Linked DNA regions of Homo sapiens: region 1 is linked to region 2. Evidence: chromatin contacts called from ENCODE Hi-C data. All regions are on one chromosome and are shown on one strand. The core of a region is the stretch at or near the end of the contact, and the rest is flanking DNA. Distances in the headings are between cores, read along the strand shown. Region 1 has its middle 26 kb from the start of FAM117B. Region 2 overlaps CTLA4 (cytotoxic T-lymphocyte associated protein 4).

Region 1 (4,766 bases), core at 1,933-4,432, 1.3 Mb after region 2:
TTAATGGGAATATTTGTCCGGAAGAAATTCCTTGAAGTGAAATTGTGATACCCAAGGGTATGCATTTTAAAATTTAATGGATTCCAATGCAATTTTGGAAGCATCCAAAGAAAAAGGCTTGTTTTTTGTTTTGTTTCTTTTAGAGACAGGGTCTTGCTCCCAGACTGGAATGCAGTGGTGTGACCTTGGCTCACTGCAGCCTCAACCTCCTGGGCTCAAGCAATCCTCCCATCTCAGTTTCCCAAGTAGCTGGGACCACAGGCACATACAACCATGCCCAGATAAGTTTTGTGGGTTTTTTGTAGAGACGGGGGTCTTGTTTTGTTGCCCAGGCTGGTCTTGAACTCCTGGGCTCAGGCCATTCTCCCGCCTTGGCATCCCAAAGTGCTGGTATTACAGGTGTAAGCCACCAAGGCCAGCCCAAAGAAAAAAGTTTAGTATAGTTAAAAAGAACCAAGAAACACATTTTTTAAGCTTTCTATGTCAGCAGAATTTAATGAAGTGCTTTCCTTATGGAATTAATGTTCCAAGAGGTAAAACAGACTGAAAGCAATCCTGTTTTTCCATGGGTCCTACTTGGCTTGAGAATCAGTGCTAACATAGGCTATTTGAAAGACTAAACTTCTCTCATCTTTCTAGAAAACAAAATTAGATTACTTTAAAAACCATTTGATCGGTCTTACAGTAGAGACAAAAAATGGAAACCTATGAAGAGGTGCTTGGTCTTATCTATCTATAAGGACCAAAGGAAGTAGCAGCTAAAAAAAAAAAATTGCTAAAACCATATGATCTTTGGTAACTGATATTTAAGTTTATGACAACTGTTTGCAGAAAATCCCAGGGTGGTGATTGTCCTATAGGTTGCCTACCTCTTTCTGGGTTATAACTGGATTATAACCCTAACCATTCCCATAACCTATATGTCACAAAACATGAAGATTAGTGATTTCCAGAGTACCTAAATCCTATCCACGTCACAACCGACTTATAGGATCTAGCTCTACGCTAATCTAAGTAGGTTTTCCTTTTTTTTAAAAGTGCTGATTATCTTACCCCATAAGGTTACTCCAAATTTTGTCCTAAATTCCTCACTACGTAGCAGATAGTAAGACATGCTTTATAAACTCCTCTCCAGAGAGGCCAAGCCTCAGCCAGAAATAGACATTTCCCTTCCAAGATGATTGAAAGGAAGTCTTTAAGTTCTCAGTCTCTATGGTGACAGCTTGATGGAGATAGTTGAGGACTCGTACATGAAATATGCCTTGCCCTTTCAAATTCTGTAACAACTGCTCAACATGAGCTCACAGACACCACTCATTGCTGTGTGATAGCAATCACTTTACCACTGCTGAACTGGAGCTGCGATTTCTTAATAGCGGGGAAGCTGAATGTAGAAAAATACATCCAAACGACATTGTATCTAATTCATTCCTTTTCTCCTATTCTTTACTCTGAAGATATAGTTGAATTTTGCTTGAAGAAATGTAGTTAAATGCTGCATATTGGCAAATGTACAGCCCAAACATTGGTTTATAGTCCACAAAATTTGATCTTCTACTATTTGCAAGATACTGTGTTCTTTACAGATGTTCTACTATTGTCAATAAATATTTGTGAGTGAATGGTTTTAAGAGCACTAATGTTACCAAAGATTACTGCTATCTTTTCTCAATATCACTTAGCCAGGCCCAGAATACACAATGAATTCAAAGGGCAGAGTGCCATGTCACTCCTTCCTGTTACACACAGTGGGGTGTAGCTTTGCCCTCACTTATATAGTCCTTGGTCAGTTGACAAAACTAACTGAGCCACGGTACCAAGCAGAATGACTTAGGCAGCCAACATATGAAAAAACTTAACCACTTACCCCTCCCATGTAGTGAAAAGATACTTGACTCCTCCCATGTAGCGAAAACACAGGCCTGCCCAGACTTGGTATTTAGAAAACTAAAATAAGACTCTTTGTTTGACTCAGCTCCTAAGTAGTCATTACATATGGGGCACAAAGACCTCTTCTTGAAGATCTCTCTAGGAGAAAAGAGCTGCAGTGGACTAGTGGCTCCCTGACCTATGAATAAGGACAATCATCTATTATGTTACTGGTTTTTTGTGTTTTCTTTAAAGCACAGTCCTTTCAAAATCTCTACTAACTTGATTTTAAGTACGTACAGTTCTGAGGGAGAGTTGCAGCATAGATTACTTCTCAATATATGCATGGTCTAGTAATAGTGAGGATGAAAAGAGGAAACCAAAAGGGAAGTTAAATTCATGCACAATGTATAAGTTACTAATAAAATGGCAATCCCATACTCTCTTGTCCACAACCCAAGAGGGTCTACACTAACCAGAGTCTTGGTTTCCTTTCCTTTCCCTCCCTTCTGACATGATTTTCCTTCAAGGACTTCTGATTGGAAAATAACCTCAACCCAAACTTCCCCTTCTTATTCTGGCAATTAGAGTTACTATCCTGGTAGGACTTCAGGTTCTTAGAAATAGGATGATAATAATCATTTTATTGATAGTTAACATTTATTGAGCAATCACTATGTCTGAGGCACTGGGCTGCACACTTTACACACTATATACCACATTTGTACCTTATAGCAACTTCATACACAGTTACTATTATCCCCCTCTTTTTTTTTTGAGACAGAGTCTCACTCTGTTGCCAGGCTGGAGTGCAGTGGCACGATCTTGGCTCACTGCAACCTCCGCCTCCCGGGTTCAAGCAATTCTCCTGCCTCAGCCTCCTGAGTAACTGGGATTACAGGCGCATGCCACCACGCCCAGCTAATTTTTATATTTTTAGTAGAGATGGGGTTTCACTATGTTGGTCAGGCTGGTCTCAGACTCCTGACTTCGTGATCTGCCCACCTAGGCCTCCCAAAGTGCTGAAACTACAGGTGTGAGTGACCGCGTCCAGCCTATTATCCCCATTTTTATGGATAAGGAAAAGAAAGGATAGAATGGTAAGTGGATTGTCCAGGAGTGTATGGTAAATGCTAGAGGCAGGATGGAATCCCAGGGAGTCTGAGTCTAGAGGTCATACTCTCAACAACTGCACTAGGGTAGTTTTCTTTCCTTGCTCTTTGACTTCAGAGACGCAATCTAGTACGATGTTAAGTTTGGAGCCAGAGTGCCTGGATTCAAACTGCAGTTCCTCTTTTACAGCTGCATGATCTAGAGCAAGTTATCTAACTTCCCCTCATGGTTCTAAGTCATCCCACTGGGTGCCATGACTCTGATTAACTCCATCCAGGTTTGATCATTGCAATTAATTTCTAAATATTTCTGGAAATACTATGTATTATGTTAATATGTATTTGTTTTTATAGTACTTAATGTTTCTGAGCATTCTCTATTCTCACAGCAATTTTTCAGTCTTCAATCCCTGAGATCATGGTTTCTCTTCCTTTTCAACCTTTCCTTCATGCTAAGGTAAGTGCTTTGTAAATGTTGAGTGACTGATGGCATGAAACAGTCATTGCAAGAAAGGTCTGTTAGAGGCAAAGTAATGTGACACTGGGCCTTGCCTTACTTTAAGTCCAGGTAACAAATAACTATGCATTCTGCAGCTTTGCAGATCAGGGTAATCTTCAGAATAAGTCAAGCCTTTGCTTCTGACAGAGCATCCTTTCAATGGCAGCCAGAAAACTGATCTCTTGATTCTCCATCCCTGGGTGTGTAGGCATGTAGACAGAAGAAAGCAAGGGATAGGCTGCCATGACATGTCTATGAGACTTTGCCAAGACACTGCAAAGCCAGTAACCCCCACAATGAGGAGAGGAGTTAGGCTGCAATTAACTCCTTGTCATCTGCTATAGCAAAGTCAGCAACATGGCAGCTTTCCCCTTCCTTTACCGAGAGAACACATTCTTCCTTCCAGATATCTCCTTGGATCTCTGATCCTGAGGACATCCTATGACCCCCCTCCTAATTCCAAAAGAAGCAAAAGGCCGGGCGTGGTGACTCATGCCTGTAATCCCAACACTTTGGGAGGCTGAGGTGGGCAGATCACAAGGTCAGGAGTTTGAGACCAGCCTGGCCAATATGGTGAAACCCCGTCTCTACTAAAAATACAAAAATTAGCTGGGCATGGTGGTGGGTGCCTGTAATCCCAGCCACTTGGGAGGCTGAGGCAGGAGAATTACTTGAACCCAGGAGGCAGAGGTTGCAGTGAGCCAAGATTGTGCCACTGCATTCCAGCCTGGGCAACAGAGCAAGACTCCATCTTAAAAAAAAAAAGAAGCAAAAGAAAATCAGATCCCTTCTCTCACCACTCCTATTCAACATAGTGTTGGAAGTTCTGGCCAGGGCAATTAGGCAGGAGAAAGAAATAAAGGGTATTCAGTTAGGAAAAGAGGAAGTCAAATTGTCCCTGTTTACAGATGACATGATTGTATATCTAGAAAACCCCATTGTCTCAGCCCAAAATCTCCTTAAGCTGATAAGCAACTTCAGCAAAGTCTCAGGATACAAAATAAATGTACAAAAATCACAAGCATTCTTACACACCAATAACAGACAAACAGAGAGCCAAATCATGAGTGAACTCCCATTCACAATTGCTTCAAAGAGAATAAAATACCTAGGAATCCAACTTACAAGGGACATGAAGGACCTCTTCAAGGAGAACTACAAACCACTGCTCAAGGAAATAAAAGAGGATACAAACAAATGGAAGAACATTCCATGCTCCTGGGTAGGAAGAATCAATATCATGAAAATGGCCATACTGCCCAAGGTAATTTATAGATTCAATGCCA
Region 2 (4,482 bases), core at 211-2,710:
CTGTGCCATTCCCTAACTTAATTCCTTGACCCACATCATAATGCTGCATCCCCATATTAATCCCAAGTGATGCTTTCACTGAAAGTGGAGCTGATGTGACAGAAACATCCCAGCTCTGTCTTTCTACTCCTTTGCTTTAAATTGTAGTACACGTAATTTGGGTTCCGCATCCAACTTTATATTAAAGAGAGATGAATTCCCCCCAAATGCACAAACAAATAAAAATAGCTGGATAGCAAAAAAGTTAGAATTGCCTCAGCTCTTGGAAATTGAAATATGGACTCTCTTCTTCATAATGGTTTCTCAATTGATGGGAATAAAATAAGGCTGAAATTGCTTTTCACATTCTGGCTCTGTTGGGGGCATTTTCACATAGACCCCTGTTGTAAGAGGGCTTCTTTTCTTTAGCTGTCAAACACAAAAAGAAACAGTAATTACTACTGAGGAATACGGAAGCCACTTCTAACCATAATAGAACTCAACACATATTGGGTCCCTAGCTGGTTAAAAATGAATGTTCACAGCATACAGAATTATAAACCTCAGGAGATTTTCTTGATTCAGCTATTAAAATTTATTTTAGATAAATAACTGTGATTTTGATGTTAAATGGCAATCATTTGCCTTGAATGGAAGATAGGAGAAAGAGACTTTGAGAAAGCTTCAGAAAGAACACCCAGAAAGCCTATGATAATTGATCAATCTTGTCTGCAAGGGAACAAGCTTGATAAGATAATAAGCTTTAGTTATCCTGTTTGAGAGCTGTATTTCTCATCCCCACTGCTGAACCTACAGCAAAGGACATCTCTGTCAGGTTGGGTAGAGGATGTTGGAATAGAGTATATCTTTGTGTATGTGTATAAGAGACAGAGAGGGAGAAAGAGAGAGAGAGAAAGAGCGAGAAGAAGGAAGAGGAAGAGAAGAAGGGAGAGAGGGAGAAGGGAGAGTTTGTAATGGCAAAGCTGGCCTTAGGCAGAGGTGTCTGAGAGGGACTGTCAAAAAGAAATCCTGACAGGAGGCCTGATTCCATAATTCTACCTCTTCTACCACCAATACCAACACCTGTGATAAATAAAAACTGGGACTTTCACTTCCTGGCTGAAGGGGAAGGCAAAACGTCCCAGTCAAGCAAACTGGATAACAGGGATAGGTGTCATGTGAGCAGCTACAGCTTCGACAAGGAAGGCACCAGAGTGGCACCCAGAGGTGACTTCCAGGTGATGGAGAGGGACATGGAGAAGGAGAATAAAGACCATCCAAGTGGTCCTCTCTAGCAGCATTCTGCCCAGCCTAATCTCATGTTTCAGGGCTGTTAGCTTAAGTACAGTTGTCATGAAGACAAAGAGCAAAACAGCTGCCCCATGTTATTGCAACGGTTACTCAAATTGAAACCCTGCTCAGAAGCACATGAACATTCAATGTCAAACAAATTCATCTAAAATATTAGTCATTCTGAAACCTCAAATGCCAATGCCTACGGTTCTAGTGCGTTCTTTACCACTGTCCTTCCTCTTCATTTATTGCCTCATCTCATCTCAAGAACACTAAACTCAACATCATCTTTTGGCCAGTTGATACCACTAAAGGTATCCCCATCAGACATGGTGCACCATCAGCACCACACTCACCATTTTGCTCAAAGAAACAGCTGTGAGGAGAAAGCTATAAAAAAACAACCCCGAACTAACTGCTGCAAGGATCCAGAGGAGGAAGTCAGAATCTGGGCACGGTTCTGGATCTGCAACAGAAAACAAAGCAGAGCCTCCCTGAGACAGTTTTAAACTCTAGGGCTCTACTCCCCAACATTGGTGAAAAAAGGACATTAGAGCTTCCAGGCCTTGAGGTCCACCCCTAAATTGCATGGGTAGCCCACCAATAGGTTTGGCTATTTGGGACTACTTCCCCAGGAGCATCATATCATATCAAAAGTACAGATCAAACGTCATGATGGTTAGCACTCCAGAGCGAGAGCCCCAACTTCCCCAAATCATTTTATTTTACAGTCAGAATGCTATTAAGGTTGCCACCCACAATAAGCAAGGCTACCATGTGGTACAGAACTCTTAAAGAGAATGTCCACAGTCCTAAAAGTAAACCTCCTGAAATTAAGGAACAAAACTGTTTTTGTGCATAGAAGACTGCAATGCAACAGGTGTCAACTCAGTGAAATGGCTTTGCTCACCAATTACATAAATCTGGGTTCCGTTGCCTATGCCCAGGTAGTATGGCGGTGGGTACATGAGCTCCACCTTGCAGATGTAGAGTCCCGTGTCCATGGCCCTCAGTCCTTGGATAGTGAGGTTCACTTGATTTCCACTGGAGGTGCCCGTGCAGATGGAATCATCTAGGAAGGTCAACTCATTCCCCATCATGTAGGTTGCCGCACAGACTTCAGTCACCTGGCTGTCAGCCTGCCGAAGCACTGTCACCCGGACCTCAGTGGCTTTGCCTGGAGATGCATACTCACACACAAAGCTGGCGATGCCTCGGCTGCTGGCCAGTACCACAGCAGGCTGGGCCACGTGCATTGCTAGCATGGAAAAGCCAAAGGGAACTCAGTGAACTCATGCTCCTTCATGGCCAAGCCCAGGCAAGCCCTTCTGCCTTCTAGCTTCATCCCCACGGCCTTTTCTCCCCCCTTCAACGAATCTATCACTTACCCCTTCCCCTCTCCACACCCCCAGCCTCCCCTCCATCTCTCAACTGTTTTCCAGCTACTCTCCATAAAGATATTTTCTTACTGAGAAATAGATTCTTCAAGATGGTTGTGGCAGGAAGAACACTGATATGACAAACAGAAGACCTGGCTCTACCATGAAATATGTGATTTGGGGCAAGTCACACTTCCCCCATGTCCTTCATTTTTTTCACATATAGTAAGAGATAATTAGATGAGATGATATGTTCTCTGGTATTCTAAGGTTATGATAGAATGATAGGAGCTATATAGCTCCGGAACTATAATGAGTGGTAGGGGAAATTCTGAAGGTTGAGGTACAGAATCTTGCTTTATCTCTCAAAGTATATGTCAAAAACTTCTGCCTACTTAGTGAGCTGGCCCTGAACCTCTGTCACCCAGGAGTAGCTGTGTCTTGATGCACTGTACCAGCCTCCGCCTTCCCTGGCATTGTTGTAGAGTGGAAGATGTTGTTAGATGAAGGAAGCCACAGAGCCGAGGGCACCAGGTCGCTTCCTCTCTAGGTTGAGGCAACCCTGCTGTTAACTCCTGTGGGCTTCCCCTGACACCACCGCTGCCTCTCTGCCCTTTATTTCTCCTTCCCTTGAACACTCCCATGCTCCTTTGTTCTCTTTTCCCACAGGATAAAGGAGACCAGCTCTCCATACAGAGAGGCTTGCATCAACTCAAAAATAGTGGCTGCATGCCAAATTACCTTCCTGTAACTAACCAGGCCCCTCTCCAGTCAGTCTGACAAGTGAAACTCAAAACTTGTGTTGCATGATGTCACTCATCTGCTCAATCCCTTTGACACTTTACTAACACTGATCGCAAAAACAAATACAATAAATAACATTCAATGAGTCCCCCATGATCCAATTCCAATCTATCACTCTGGTCTGAATTTCTAGGACACACTTTCCTGCTTATAAATCACCCTATATTAGAGACACTAGTCCCTTCCACCAAGCCACTTGCACGGGACATCTGTCCTCAGAAGAGAAAACAGTTTGGCAGCAGCCATTGTCATGTCTATTCCAGCAGCTCTAGCTAGCTAGACTACAGCTTCCTTCCCTAACCCTCACCTCTGCCTATCAGAGATGCCCTCTGAGCATCCTTAGCACTGTGATAACTCCATTGCAGTAGTTCATTACTTTCTGCTCTGTATTAAAGTTATTTGTGAGCTAATCATATCTCCTCACTCTTTTACTTGTGGTTCATGAACTCCTGTGAGCAGTGATTATAGCCCACCCAAGTGAGCACTCAATAATCTTTATTGTATTGACTCTAAGCTTAAGAAATCCTAAATGTCCTGCCCTCTCCCCAAGCAAGCTCACACTCATCACCACTAAATGCGGTCACACTCAACTTTCCAGTATTGGGAGGGTCCTGTTACTGGTTGAGATAAATTTACTTTAGGAAATTTAAATACTTCTAAGAGTGTTTATTTAATCTTTACATATTTAAAACATGTAAAAATAAGAAAACATATATGAATATTTCTTCTCCAGTAAAAATTAAATCATCAAATATCTTTTGAGTACCTACTTCATACAAACTACATGGTTTCTTAACCAAGAAGGTCTAGAGAGAGATAAGGTTGAGATTCAATGGATATACTCATCATTTTAAGCCGTGTAACAAACCTGGTGTCAGTCTCTGAAGAGCTGAAAACTGAGGATCTGCATCTGAAACCCACACGTAGGTCAGGCAACAATTAAGTATTGTATGCCAAACAGACTGGTGGCTTTCTTTCTTTCCTTTTCCTTGTCTTTTTTTTTTGGCAATTTCAAACTTTTATTTTT

Evidence for each region. A loop is a pair of places that touch in the nucleus more often than their neighbours do. Pooled maps may share reads with other maps.
Region 1: a pooled map shows a loop between it and region 2 (6-fold over the local background). The contact joins two enhancer-like sites. A Hi-C loop is called at or near these places in 2 of 50 pooled maps.

Annotation. Positions count from the first base shown.
Region 1 is chr2:202,607,052-202,611,817 of GRCh38, reverse strand. No RefSeq gene overlaps it. Among named protein-coding and RNA genes, the nearest start is that of FAM117B, 26 kb to the left of the region's middle. RefSeq lists an enhancer at 1,873-2,112. Within about 2 kb of position 3,182, at least 3 of the 41 ENCODE cell types and tissues checked have a DNase peak (open chromatin) inside an H3K27ac peak, as active enhancers do.
Region 2 is chr2:203,868,634-203,873,115 of GRCh38, reverse strand. CTLA4 (cytotoxic T-lymphocyte associated protein 4) reads right to left here. Exons shown (of 4, transcript NM_005214.5): 2 at 2,183-2,530; 3 at 1,629-1,738; 4 at 1-408. The coding sequence ends at 304. Among named protein-coding and RNA genes, the nearest start is that of CTLA4, 3.1 kb to the right of the region's middle. RefSeq lists a silencer at 1,243-1,332 and an enhancer at 1,553-1,662. Within about 2 kb of position 1,460, at least 2 of the 41 ENCODE cell types and tissues checked have a DNase peak (open chromatin) inside an H3K27ac peak, as active enhancers do.